Linked DNA regions of Homo sapiens: all the other regions are linked to region 2. Evidence: chromatin loops called from intact Hi-C (ENCODE). Cell type or tissue: heart left ventricle. All regions are shown on one strand.

Region 1 (5,000 bases), 240 kb after region 2:
AATCTTTTCATAGGAAATCTCACAAAAAAGGGAAATAAAATCACCTCTGAAGTATGTCACTAAAGGAAGCCCTTTACTTACTAATTTGTACTCTTTCAGGGTTGAGGTCACACGCTGCCATGGGTAGGTGAATGGGCCACAAAGTAGAACTACCTAGGTCCAAATCTTGGTCTCTACCAGTTCACTGGTTGTTTTACTTTTGGAAAGTTACTTAACATTTTGCATTTCAGTTTTCTCTTCTGTTAAATGAGATTAATAGCATCTACCTTTGATAAATTAAGGCATGAGACATGCTTACAGCAGTGCTGGCCCATAGTTAGGTATTCCATAGATGTTAACTAGTTTTATTTCACTATTTCTCACCGAGCAGATCTGAAAACTTAATACAGTCCTAAACTGTCAAAAAGGAGGTCAGCAGATAAATTAATTTCCATTAAAGTGAATAATAACAGCACAGCAAACATTTTAGAAAAGAATAGCCTGTGAGGGCAATGTTTTATCCAAAGGAATAAATAAATAAAGATAAAATTTCAGATTCTGGGTGAATGATGTTTTCTAAAAAATGTTTCTAAAAAACATTTAGAATAATGTTTTCTCAGCATCACTCCAGTAGCACCACATCAGGAACTCTATGGAGAAAATCAGTCCCTAAAAGTTGAATGAAAAATATTTTATCAAAGCTTGAGAAAGAGAATAAAGAGAATTGAAAAGCTATTTTTGCAGAATTTTAAAACATACCATTATCTACATATAAAGTGTATCTATAGCTATTTACAAAAGCAATAAAGATGGGACACATCAATTAACTCTTTCAGTGTTACTGGAATGTGTATGGCAGAAAAAAAAAAAAATGGAAGGAGGGTGAGGACATGTTATTCAGCAGGACCAGGACATGGATTCCAAAGTAATCTGTTCACTTTGTCTAACATTGAACACCTCCTAACAAAGAAATATATAAAAAGTCTGTTAAATACAAAATCTGACATATGCCAAGCCAGTCTAATTTTTAAAGATAAATTATACTAGATAAGGAGAGGACATATTGGGCTGGATACACATAAACCTCAAAAATTTAGTCATTTAAATAGTGATACTAAAAAGTTCTGCACAATTTGTCTACTTAATCTGGAAATATCTTACTACCACTCATGTTCAGACCCATCAGTGTTTGATAAGCAATATATCTATACATCTGAAATCAGAGCAGTATGAGGCCCTTGAAGAGTGAAAAATTTGGTCAAAGGATAGATCCTTGAGTCTCTGGACATCTCCCAACAAATAAGAAAAAGAAACCAGATCCATCATATGACACACATACAATGGTATGAGATGGGCACAGAGAAAAGAATCACGTTTTAGGTTCTCAACATTACAAAACCTTTTAAATGCTTTAGAAATCACAAAACTTCAAAGGCTAGAAATAAATGAAGGAAATTCCATATTTTGAGAAATACGATATCCAGTGCTTCCAACAGGAATTCTTTCTATGAAAAGAACAAAGGACCCCTCCTGATGTGAGTTCAGGAGCTCAGCAAGGAATAAAAATCTCTTCTGCTAATATTCAGAATTACAGATATTAGTATGTTTCCTTTGTACTAAACCTTGCTCATGAGTTCACGGAGTCTCGCTCTGTTGCCCAAGCTGGAGTGCAGTGGCGCAATCTCGGCTCACTGCAAGCTCCTCCTCCCGGATTCACGCCATTCTCCTGCCTCAGCCTCCAGAGTACCTGGCACTACAAGCGCCCGCCACCACGCCCGGCTAATTTTTGCTTTTTTTTTTTTTTTTTTTTTTTAGTAGAGACAGGGTTTCACCATGTTAGCCAGGATGGTCTCGATCTCCTGACCTCGTGATCCACCCGCCCCGGCCTCCCAAAGTGCTGGGATTACAGGCGTGAGCCACCGCGCCCCGCCATGAGTTCACTTTTTAAGTCTATTAGGAATAACATCATATGTCCAACTGTGGGTAAGTACACTATCTCTACTATAGTTTGGGCAAGTGAAAGGAAATTAAGAAGGGCAGATGATATGGCAGAGATTTTGATTTCTATATGTATGTCTGGCTGGTTTTAACACTTCCTGCTTTTTCCACAGAAGAAGCTTTTCTGGATTTCTTCCCCCTTAAAAAGAAATGGTATCACTCTCCTAGACTAGACCTGAGGTAAAAACTGAAGTGGTTTTGGCTTTTTCTGATTGCAAAATTTACCTTCATATGGCTATAGATTTTGTAGAATTGGTGAAGAGGCAGGCAGTGAGGAACTTAACTGTAGTCCAACCCTGTAGAGCTCAAAGAAAGATCTGTGAATCCCTGGGAGTCCACAATACATTATCCATAGGTACACAAGTTCAAAAATCCTTTTAGTAACAAGATTTAATTATTATCTGCCTTTTCATTGTGTTGACATGTGCACTGATGGTGCAAAAGCAATAGTGGTGGGAAACACTGATGGTACATTAGCACAAATCAAGGCAGGGGTACTAAACCATGCTAGTGGTCAGTTTAGTTTTCACCACCACACACTCCCAGAAGAAAAAAACAACTAGTTTCACAGATGAATGTACTTGATGAAGTAGTAACAATGATTAAATTTATTAAATCTTGGGTACATCTTTTTAACATCAACTGTATACTGAAGCATGATGGTTGATTTGAGGAAAAGCATTTGTACAGTTGTTTTCAGCTGCAAGCTAAACTAGCCACTTTTTTCGTGGAATACCCTATGTACTACAAAAAGGATCTAACTATGGTTTTTAAGACTCATTTGTTTGATAAACATTTTCTTAAGAATGAATAAAGTAACTATTTCAAGAAAAATAACAAAATTTGTCAATAACTACAGAAACTTACAAATGAAAATAAAAATTCTGAAAAATTTGTCTCTACCATTGTGAGATTAACAGCTTCTAATATTTAGGGACTTTTCTGGTGAGATCAATAGTCATAAAAAATGTAATTAAAATATTTTATAAGAAAATCTGTCAAGTTGTGGCTGATCTGCATAACTAGTAAATCAGTATCTTCCAAATGATCTATGAATGATACTATAACATCACACATGGGTAAAATTCTTTCCAGGTGTAAGATAGATCCGTAGATTTTAATATAAAAGCGTACAAAAATATCGTTGATGCAGTTTCAGATACCACACTGCAGCCAATCTTTTGAAAACTACCACTTACTGAGTTTTGGTATAGAATCAAAGAATATTTACAGCTATCTTAAAAGGCACTGACAGACTCCTCTTTTTTCCAATAGCTTATCTATGTTTGTTGTTATATATTTCTTAATATGCTTAAACCAAAATAATTTAAACTAAAATAACATGTAATAATTTGAACGCAGAGGCAGAAATGAGAATCCAGTTCTCTTCTATTAAGCCAGACATTGAAGAGTTTTATTTTGGATATAAAATTATTTTTCATAAAGTTATGTTCTTTTTGTCAACATGTAATTGTTTTATTACTGGTATTTTAAATTAATTAGTAAACATTTTTAAATTTCCCAATTTTAATTTTAATACAATCAAATAGTAGATATACCATAAATCAAAGTTTCAATTATTTTTAAGAGGATAAAAAGGAATCTTGACATAGAATGTTTCAGAGCCCTTAGGCTATTTTTATGATAGTTTTATAATTTCACTGAATACTTACTCTTTGCTACTTGTTTGTAGGAAGCTGATGTACACTTTCAGATACCATATTTTCTTCTTATGCAGTAGTATGTATATGTTTACTAAACAAATAATTTGTGCCATGTTTGAAAGCTATGTGTCATGGGTCCTTGAAAACAGGAGAACTAAGTATATTAATACATAACATTATTAACAACATTATTAATACATATATGTATATTAATACATAACATTATTAATTAATAACAAATGGTTAGGAGCCACTGGGGAAAAAAAACAAAGAAAGGGGGTGGAGCAAAACTTCATAACCAATGATGCCTAAGACCAACTCTGTCATTTATTATAATAACAAATAGTATTAATAATGGTATTTGTATGGTCTGCCTTATTTAACCCTTATAACAACCCCATGAAATAGATTCGAACATTACATTGTCATTTTTTAGATGGAAAATTGAATTTCAGAATAGTTAAGTGACTTATCCATGTTTAAGGTAATCTCTTTAGGAAGAGCTAGAGGGAAAATTTATATTTTGGAATTCCAATTACAAATCCAGTGACTTTTCTAATGTATCAGAATGAAAAAATGAATATTTGCACATTATGTGTTAGGCAAGATTGAAACTTTTTGATGGTAAACGGGCCTTTAAGAAGTGTTTTGTCTGAAATATTTTCAAAATCCAGCGTTCCCAAGTTTAGAAAAGCAGTTTTCTCTAGAGATTTGTTAGAGTACTATATGATTTTCTGAAGTAGGTTTTTTGGTTTTGTTTTTTGGTGGTTTTTTTAATAGTAGATTTAATACAAAATAGACACACTAAAAATTTAATACACAAGTAGACACACTAAGAATCCTCCCTATCCAGAGTTGTATTAAATAATGTATTCCAAGAATTTTTTTTACTATAGTAATTAGGGAGAGTCCAAATAAAGACAATCTATATTGAGAGATTTTCTGCAATCCAATTAGACTTTCCACTGAAGGCCATGCTGAAATTAACTTACATTGTGTGTCAAACACGCCACATTGTCATCTCTACCCAAGCAGATGTCAATGAAAACATATACTTCATAGACTAAGAATAATAACTAACCTTTATGAAGTGCTTACTATATGCCATATATTTATCTAAACATATTATAAGTATTAAAGAAGTTTTTAAAAAATAGTTTATCAACAAAATAAATACATATTCAACAATGAGATTCCTAGAAAAAACGTTTATTGTACCACATTTGAAGTATGAATAACTACAAATTATTGCAAAAATTTCCATCATGTTGCCTGTTTTAAATCACTTCTCACACAGAGCTACTAACATAACTGTTAGCTAATTATAGGAACTTGTGTTTCTTCTTATCTCTGTTACTG
Region 2 (5,000 bases):
AAAGCTATTCCCTAGTTTTCAAAAATACGTATGCTTTATGGTAAATTCTACAAAGAAGAAAGTGCTAAAACCTCAAATTATAGGGAGATGAAGAAAATATGTTAATAACAAAAATAAATATGTGAAATAACATGATCTCCCTTAATGTGGAGAGCTGCTAGAGAAAGTTCCGATAGAAAACAAAGTAACTGAGAGTACAATGACCTACATTGGTGAGACGGAACAATCAGTACACTTGAAAGTCAGATAACAGCAGCTCAAAGGAAAACTTAAGCAACATTTTCCTGTTTTGTTTTCAGTCCCCGTGTGGGAACACTTGTTTAAAATAAAAATAAAATCTTGGAGCAGGAGGTCTAAATACAGTGCCAGATCCTGTGTCATTAGATTGGAACAAAACCTAGACAGGAACTTAAAAGAGAAATTCAGTCTCCTTCATTCTCATTCTCTGACTCAAAGGTTCTTCAGAGAAAAGTTGAATTGTGTGTGCGCGTGTGTGTGTGTGTGTTGAATTGTCTCTGTGTGTGTGTGTATTTTACGAGTACACAAATGAAAAGCTGTATAAATACATTAATTTGGATTTTTACTCATATGTATAGAAGCAGCATTTCAGGATAGCTACTAGCAGCCTCCACTGATTTAATGTTCAGAAAGCTTAAAACTCAAGATGTCAGAGACTTTAAATTTATGGAATCATACTAATGCATACAGGAGTTTAAGCAGAGACACAAGCTCTTCAAGACTGAGCATTCCATTGGCTAGCTAATTTCTAATGTTCTTAACATTGTGTGTATGCAAACTGGAGTTCCTAGTGACTGTCACCATCCTCCCACACTCTGACACTTGCCTACCAACTCCCTATTCTCACCTCTCAATATATCAACATTCTCTGAATGTTCCCTTCTTTTGCCACCTTTCCCTCTCCTCTTAGTTTTGCTTTCACATGACTAATTTTTTGGTGTCTCTTTCCATCACTTTACCTAGTCTCCATTCTTCTTTACTTTTGCCCCGTTTAATTTTATTTCATCTGTAGAGTGAAATTGCATATTCACAGTTGGTCAAGTTTCTCCGCATTCAAGTAAAATCATGTGTTCAATTACTCTAAATACAGCCCCTGGCCTAGCTCTGTAAAAGGAAACTGTAGGCCTCTCTGATCTTTTCTCATTGCACAAGGAATTTTAAAAAATTAAATTATTTTGCAGAACAAAATTGTATATTTTCATAAATGATGAGTCTTCACTTCAGTGGGTTTATAAACCTGAGTCTATGTGTACAACTGTAAGGATGTTTGTATGTATATGCTTTTCTAATATTGTCTATCCCCATGTGCCTGATACTTTGTGTGATTGCATGTACGTATGTGTGTTTGTGTGTGTGTTCAGAGAGTTAACCATAGTTTAAGATCAAATTTGTTGGAGACAAATTGCTTGTGTTCAAATTCTGGCTCCTCCACTTACTATCTGTGTGAATTTAGACAATTTACTTAATCTCTCTATACCTCAGTTTTCTCTAACAAAGGTAAATAAAAATAATATCTATCTTATAGTGCTGTTTGGTGGATTAAAAGAAATAATTTATGTAAAATGATTAGAACAATATCTAGCACACAGGAGAAACTATTGTTAGTTGCCATTACCCTTGAAAGAGTTAAAAAAAATGTAAATGACACTGGATCTCTCCATTTAGCAGGATGTGCTCCACCCTTTATAGCAGTTACCTGTTACCAACCTGGACAGCCTGAGACAACATGAATAAGTAAGTTTCCATCCACAATAAAGAGGTGCTTCTGGAAATGCTAAGGTCACTGAACATCAATAGGAGAATGTGCATCAAGGAAAGCAGGACATGTTCTTGGGTTTGCATTCTTATCCATATCCAATTTTCATGCAAGCAATTAAGAGTAAGGTCAGAGGCTGGTGCGGTGGCTCACGCCTGTAATCCCAGCACTTTGGGAGGCCGAGGCGGGCCGATCACGAGGTCAGGAGATCGAGACCATCCTGGCTAACACAGTGAAACCCCGTCTCTACTAAAAATACAAAAAATTAGCCAGGCGTGGTGGCGGGCGCCTGTAGTCCTAGCTACTCAGGAGGCTGAGGTGGGAGAATGGCATGAACCCGGGAGGTGGAGCTTGCAGTGAGCCGAGATTGTGCCACTGCACTCCAGCCTGGGTGACAGAGCGAGACTCTGTCTCAAAAAAAAAAAAAAAAGAGTAAGGTCAGAGTTCTTTCTAGCTCAAATCCCCTCCAGATCTGTGCTGAGGTGCTGAGGCTGTTGCTCTGGGGATGGCCTATAGTCTCATCCCCTGACTTTTGCGGTTGAGATCAGAGTAGACGACTAAGGACCAACACGAAGGTTGTAGGAAGAGGAGATTGTAGAATTATTGACATCTGGGGAGTAGTTTGTGAGAAGCGGGAAATGAAAAACAGAAGAACGTGATGGAGAAGGGATCCTCTATACATCTGACTTCATACTTAAAATTTTGTTAGAGCCACCACATTTGTAGCTCAACATTGTGATGTACACAGATGGTGAGATATCATTTAAAAATATCAAAGTTCTAAGAAAGTGTTTCATTGAGGAGATTTGTAGTTAATTTTACATGGCTTATAGGACAACAACAATTTTGATACAAGTAAACAGTACCCCAAGGTTTAGGTTCCTACCATTATTCTGTACAGAGTTGGATCCTAATCATCTATTTACTAGTTTTGTAGGATGTTGGCTCTGTGCACCTCGACATCTGTACAGCACCAACAGATCCCTAGTTCCTTCAAAGAAACAGAGTACACAAAGGGACCTCTCCTCCCACACAACCAGAAGATGAAGTTTTCTGTAGATTTAGCAAGCACACAGTGTTCTTGTTCCTTTGCTGGACTCAGACTAATAACTGACCACAGGGAGCTGCAGGGCCATGCCCTCAAAGAAGCTCAGATACAGCTTGTGTTGATGGTTAGCTGGCAGGGAGTTGGGGACAAGCTAAAACTCAGGACCTTATTTTCTGTCGGGTCCATGCAGGATAGCTAATATTAAGAAATATTACAACTCAAGAAAAATGAATAAACAGCTGATGAGAAGTCACTGATCATTATTGTAAGTTATTTGTCTAAAGTGGACTTCATTTCACAACATTCCTTTTCTCTTTCCTCTTGACAAACACAGCATGAATGAAAGGTAAAAAGAATAAAACATTTAATCAATCATCCAGGGGCCAGGGCTGAATTGCTTTCTTTTATACATTTGCTGCCAAGTTCACAGAATCAGGGTTGTTTTCAATTATTTGTAATATGCTTTCCCAGAAGAATTTATAATAGGTTGTTTAGGCACTGTTCCCTTTTCTATTAAGGACAAAAATACAACCGTTCTTTCTTAGCAAAAAGAAAAGGGAGTGTAATTAGGAAAATTATAATGAATGTTGCTGTTGGGCTTAAGAGTTGTTTTGTTTGTTTGTTTTCATTTCTAAACTGGCTCACAATGAGAGATGGCAACAAAACTGTTTCATTTATCCTTCCCTCCCATTATCTTATTTCCAAAACAAGAAGCTAACATTAATCTCTTTATAGAGATAGTTTATAAAATGGCACCTGTAAAAATTAAAAATAAGCATTATTTTTATGCTTATTTGATGTCATGATTATGTAATGTTGTGCTCTTGTAGTTCTAACAACTGTGAACTTGGTTCCTTAAAAAAAGGAATACGCTGTAAGTCCAGTGAATATTTATTGCCCAGAATGCAGTTCTCCCAATCTACTTCTAAAAATTACCCTTTCTCTCCTATCTCAGGCTTCTTTGTAGGTTTCCTCTACATCTTCCATGTCTCACCACTATCAGCATCACTGCCATCTTCAGTATCTCCCAGTTTGATAAGGTGCAAATAAAGACACAGGCTCATTAAGAGGAGATGCCATTCCATATCAGATGGCTAAGTGTGGCAGTCTTTTAAGAAAAAGAAAAGTGAGTCTCTAAAATCTTGTTTACAGGCAGCCCAATCAGCTCTATTGCTTATGTGGAGAGATGATATACAGACTTCTCTTGTCTCAATTATCTCACTCCATGGCCTAGGGCCAGAGACCACAATGGTCACACTCTATGGCCCACTTATATTCACAGTGAACCAGAGTGCACCAGAAGAGAGCTAGCTTTGACAAATCTCAGTCCTATGACTAGTGCTAGTATGTGGTGGGGTTTGTTTGCAGGTTTTTCTGAAAATCTGATCAATATTCAGTCCCTTCTTTGACTTTATTCCTGATAATCCACCTTCTTTTCTGTTTCTAATCCTTTCTGCTCTATTATAATTAAGCTCTTTCACTGGAATACCATATGCTCTTCCTATCCTCCAATAATGTGCTGTAGCTGAAATAATGCTTCCTCCTAACAGCTACATCTGTACTTCTGCCCCTTTAAAATTATTTTACTGAGTCTCTAAAATATGTTATTTTTTTTTTTTTTTTTTTTGAGACGGAATCTCGCTCTGTCGCCCAGGCTGGAGTGCAGTGGCGGGATCTCGGCTCACTGCAAGCTCCGCCTCCCGGGTTCACGCCATTCTCCTGCCTCAGCCTCCCAAGTAGCTGGGACTACAGGCGCCCGCCACTACGCCTGGCTAATTTTTTGTATTTTTAGTAGAGACGGGGTTTCACCGTTTTAGCCGGGATGGTCTCGATCTCCTGACCTCGTGATCCGCCCGCCTCGGCCTCCCAAAGTGCTGGGATTACAGGCGTGAGCCACCGCGCCCGGCCAAAATATGTTATTTTAAAAGATAAAATATGCCTTATTCTCAATTTGTAGGATATGCACCACTCTGGTTTTACTTGAGTCTCCTCCCTTATACTTATATATCCCTACTTCCTAACAGTGGTCTATTTGAGAAATGATGTAATGGCCCTGATAAAAAGAGAGGAAATGATTCTCTTATGGCATAAACATCATCCTCAATGTGTACAATCTGTATGTACAGAAGCACATGTGCACTACCAGCAATGCTGCTTTTCCTTCAAGTAAAAATACAA
Region 3 (5,000 bases), 110 kb before region 2:
CTTGAACTCCTAACCTCAAGCAATCTACTCACCTCCGTCTCCCAAAGTGCTGGGATTACAGGTGTGAGCCACCACGCTCAGGCTCTTAAGTAATTCTTAAAAGGATTGCTTAAGATATCACTCTGCAATTTAGAGGATGCACCCCTAGGAATATTAACTTATTCTTTTTAAAATTTCTTTCCTTCTATTTTTCCTTCAACTCCACAATCTTTCCATAAGCTGTAAAATCAAGCTTTTCCTGGTGTTGTTTCCAGTTGTGTCTTCCCCAAAGAGTACATACCATTGTGTAAGAGACTTTGCAATGAGTCAGTTACAAGACTTCTTTTCTGAAGGATGCTATTATTCAGGGAAAAAGCTTTGAGAATATTCTGAGTATACGTTGCCCTTTCCTCTTGCTTTAGATAAAGAATTCTCTGCCTCTTCTCCATCTGTCCACTCCTCCATGTTCCAGGTGCCGCCTTCGTTTTGTGCCTCCTTGCCCTCGCTTCTGCACTCTCTTAGAATCCCTTCAGTATCCTAACGTTTACTCTCTCCTTCAAATCCATTACCAAGTAGGTTCTCATCAAGCATCTGAATTCATCTCTCTGACTTCAGTTTTTTTGATAGGGAAAGTTTAATGAGCTATTTCATATGTTGTTGCACTTCCCTAATGAAGATTCCCCAGTGGCTCTGGGATCCCTAACGTCATTCAAGTTTCCGTGTAGTTTCAATGCCTCTAGGATCTATCTACCCCTGTGTTCACAAACTGTGTGTAGAGGTGCCCCAGGGTGCTGCAGTGAACTCACAAAGGCACAGTGGAATATTGTAAACATTTGAAGGACACACAGCAATACTAAATATCTGTTGGGCACTGCAATAACTAATTCAAGGTGGTTCACAAGTTGAAACCTTAGAACATGCTATATTCCACTTAAGAATGTTCTCAACATTTTGAGCCATGTTTCTGCTTACTTGTACTTTAGGCCACTTTATATCTTTATTAAGAAAGGTTTTCAGAAGAGACTGTAATTAAAAGCAAGAACTGCACAAAAGTCAATGTGGAAAAGGAAATAAGGATAGCATTATCCAATCTGATACTCAAGTTTGAGAAGGTATATACTACCCCAAAGGTACCACATCCCATCAGTAAGTGATTCTGGTTATTTATGAAAAAAATTATTATTTTCTGTCCATTTTCTTTTTAAACAATTGCTAGGTTGTTAAAACATGAATATTTATTAAGTTGTTTGGCACTAACTACTTAAGAAATAGAACTGTGGCTTATTTCTGTTGGTCAAGGAGGCACTATGAAAAAATTATGAATACGCTATGAACATTCTGAACTGAGAATGTCTGGGTATGTCTGATCTAGCCTCTTTTTATATTTATCCATTCTGTTACTTGGATTTTTAAAAATGAATTTTCCTGCCAGAATTCTCATTCTTATAGTTCTCTGACCATTCAAACACTTATTTTCTTTGTTTGTTTAGCTGATATTTGACTAGTAAGAAGACTAAAGAAAAAACAGTTTTTTAGTGATATTTCCAAAGCCTGATGCAGAGTCAGTGGCAACCACAGTAAATAAGGGAACTAAAAGATTCCAAACAGGGAGAACTCTATATAAAAAAATTCATCCATTAACATTCATTGAAAAATTCTAACAAAATATAAGTGGTCTTGGTAAGTTATACGTACTGCAAATAACTGTAATTTTCCACATTTTTGGACTTTGCAGACTCATTTATTAATTTTACGAGTCTTTCATAAAATTGAACATCTTTGAGACTTTCAAATTAGTTCATTTTGGGGACAATATTGATTTCTCTGATTTTACAGAGCACTGTGTGTTCAGCCAATAGAACATTTCATTTTCTCCTGCTATTTAGGAACTAATCTGTCATTGTTCTCTTGGCTAGAGAAATATGGTTTTCCACAGGTAGGAGTAAGTGCAATTTTAGTTCACTTTGAGGCAATTCTTATATTACTGGATGGATTCGACTATATTTACTAGGGATGAAAATTATATCTCTTTTCAATACAAAGAGAAAGTGAATTTAGTGAGAGCGGTTCATTCCATTTCATAAGGGTCTCCAAAGGCTTGGCCTTTTCCCTCTTTCTCCATATCTACTAAGGCAAATTCTCTTCAGGGAGATTCAGATATCAAATTGAGAAGGCACTGCAGGAAAAAATTTACCTCCATTCCTGGAGATGGTTCTAGGCTAAGCCATTCACTTTCCTGTTCTTCAGCTTCACCCCATTAAGAAAAGAAGAACACAAGTAGCTGTTTCCCATGAGTACCTGTTTTAATTCTACCTTCAGGGGGAAAAACCAGCTTGTTTGCAAGTAATATTATAGTTACTATGCAATATATAACCTAATGTCACAAATAACAATACAGTGTGCATGGTGCACATTGCATTAAAGATTTAATGAGGCAGGAAAGTTTTCCCACATGACTGGAGAAGGCTAAAAGGTAATTCATAAAACTAAGCTTCATAAAAGAATTTAGCAGTAGGCTACTTGTGGTCTGGCCTCTTTTTTTTTCCCTCTCAATCTCAAGAAATATGAATTGAGGAATGAAGGATGGGATAACCTATTGAGGATAATGTTTCTGGAGAGGAAATCCTTTTCATGAAATAAGCCTGGAACATTTGGTTCTCTGATGTCAGATTATCATCACTGTTATTTCACTAAATGGAGTGTAAAACCTAATATTTGCTTTTGCTTACCAGAGCAAATATTTCAGGAGGGATACACAAAAATCAAATGAGAAAAAGGCTTTATAATACTGAGCAGGATAAATTAAACATATCTGTCAATTTCCATTTAGGATCACAAACAGGGCAAGCGATTCATCTTCTTAGATCCCAAAGCCCGCGAGCCTTAAACTCTGAAAAGGTATCCCTCCCATAGAAGTGTTTATTCATGCATCTATTTGTAGAGCTCTCTTTTATCATAGAAACAGTGTTTTACTTCAAGGTTTTGTTATTTCCTTCAGTGTATGTATAAATTTGAGTTAAGAACAGATTTCTCTTCTTTAAAAGCTCGATAATTATTAGAATAGAACATAAACAAGAGGATTGTAGAATTAGAAAACAGGCAGAATTTACATGAGAGGTTTTAAAGTTACATCATCCTTAATGCATAGAAAATGAACCAGAGTTGTAGGTGTCGAACAGAGACAACACATTCTAGAAAAGTTGGTTTAGAAGGGAATAAACTGAGTTATGCAGTCCAGGGGATATAAATAAAAAACCTCGAGGAAAACATCCTGCCTGCCTGCATTCATTTCTCTCTTCCACCTTTTTTTTCCTTCCTATCTGCTTTTCCTGCCCTCTTTTTTTCCTGTTACCCATCTTCTCCTTAGCTTTCTTCTTCATCTCCTTCTCCTCTTCCTCCTCCTTCTTCTTCTTCTTTTCTTTTTCTTCTTGTAGCCATTAGACTGTTTTGATAGCATTTCTTTTCACAATAACTATGTCCTTTCACACGTGCATTAATTAGAACTGGTTGGGAAAAGTCCTGAATTTGGGATTTTTTTTTTCTTTTTCAATGTGACCACTACAATCAGTTTAACCTGATAAGATAACCTGTATTGGGTGACCTAAATTGCAGAAGTATAAAAAGTAGTGATGAAAAGTATGAATGTGACAGAGTCAAGGACATAGTTCTGGAACAGACCACCAGAGATACTGCCTCAAGTGTAACTAACACTGATTGCTTATCAGTGTCCTAGAAGCTCAGCCCGTCCACTGCTCACAGGATTACTCACTCATATTTTTTCTTCCTACATTTCATATAACTCCACATTCTCATAAAATACAGCCTAGACAATATTTATATACAGTGTTTCTTATCGTTAAGGCCAAGAGATATTCATTATAGTGTTTTGATTGGCAAGGGGAAAAAGAGTAACTGTGAAAGGCATATAGAGAGGAATGAGAGGCCAACATGAATTTCTCATACAAATTTTTGTTAAAATGTTTATTCACTGGAATAGCACTGACCTATCTTGAGCATATGTTTTGTCTGCTGTGTAACAAAGTAAGGCCCAATTATACTTTCCATGTACTCAGCTATAATTCAAAGTAAATAGAATTTGAAGAGTTTGATCAGGTAAGAATGCTTTTGGCTGCAATTGAAAACCAGACAATTAGGAGTTCTCATATAACAAGAAGTCCAACAAAATGTGGTAGGCAGACAAAATTTTAAAACAAATGGATTAGCTTTTATTTTCTTATTTCACGTATCTTTCCCCAACACAGATCCATTTGAGCACACTTGAAAATATAAATCTCCTATGAATAGATTTGCAAAACATCACATAGAAGAAGATGATGTGCTTAGAAAGGCAACATTCCATATAGGAAATGAGTATTTAATGTTTCCTTTAAGTTTTCTGACTTAGCGTACTACTTGTTACTTTATGACATACACTGATCAAATCTTGAGTTGAAATAGTACAATCTCAACAGATGTGAGTAAATGGTAGTGGTGAAATTCTCTGAAGTGCTTCGTGCTGTTAGGCCCAGACCCAAAAACAGGGTCTTTGCAACAGCTGTTTGTTTTCCATTTACTAACTTATGTTTGGATGAAACATTCCATTAGCACTTTTACTATGGGCTAGATTAATTTGTGTGTAAATATTCAGTGCAAAAAATACATGTTATCCATAATTAAACATTGATCTAATCAAATAAACCATAAGTTATAGTTTTATATTAATACAGAGATTTCTTATTGACTAGGGTTCAAAATTTTTTCAAGGTCTCTGCCAAGAAAACAAAAAGCCACACGCTCATAATATACAACATCAATGCTGATTAAAATAACAGAAAAAATTTTAATCCAAGTTCCTTTAAGCTAAAGAGAAACAGGCTTGCTATTGTCAAATAGATAACAAATGAATAAAAAGAAAATGTATAATCCTTGTGGAAAATTTATGTAACAAAGAGATATCAGCAATGCAATTTTCTTTTTAAATGAGAATTGTAGTTAACCTTTCACTTACTGCTTAAAGATTT

What was found. Peaks named below come from ENCODE experiments on the same cell type or tissue, not always from the same donor. Only the 100,000 strongest peaks of a DNase experiment are listed, where the experiment ranks them.
Region 1: a loop joins it to region 2, with 2.4 times the contacts of the local background. A loop is called at or near these places in 8 of 110 quality-filtered maps.
Region 3: a loop joins it to region 2, with 2.1 times the contacts of the local background. A loop is called at or near these places in 14 of 110 quality-filtered maps.

The regions. Positions count from the first base shown.
Region 1 is chr6:128,892,261-128,897,260 of GRCh38, reverse strand. The region is part of intron 1 of LAMA2 (laminin subunit alpha 2); the gene reads right to left. Among named protein-coding and RNA genes, the nearest start is that of LAMA2, 12 kb to the right of the region's middle. In heart left ventricle, no CTCF peak of the experiment used is centred here; no DNase peak of the experiment used is centred here; H3K4me3 peaks cover 1,387 bases; H3K27ac peaks cover 984 bases.
Region 2 is chr6:129,129,373-129,134,372 of GRCh38, reverse strand. All of the region lies in intron 4 of LAMA2 (laminin subunit alpha 2), which reads right to left. Among named protein-coding and RNA genes, the nearest start is that of LAMA2, 250 kb to the right of the region's middle. In heart left ventricle, no CTCF peak of the experiment used is centred here; a DNase peak (open chromatin) is centred at 2,902; H3K4me3 peaks cover 157 bases; H3K27ac peaks cover 4,769 bases.
Region 3 is chr6:129,242,251-129,247,250 of GRCh38, reverse strand. All of the region lies in intron 12 of LAMA2 (laminin subunit alpha 2), which reads right to left. Among named protein-coding and RNA genes, the nearest start is that of LAMA2, 360 kb to the right of the region's middle. In heart left ventricle, no CTCF peak of the experiment used is centred here; no DNase peak of the experiment used is centred here; H3K27ac peaks cover 735 bases.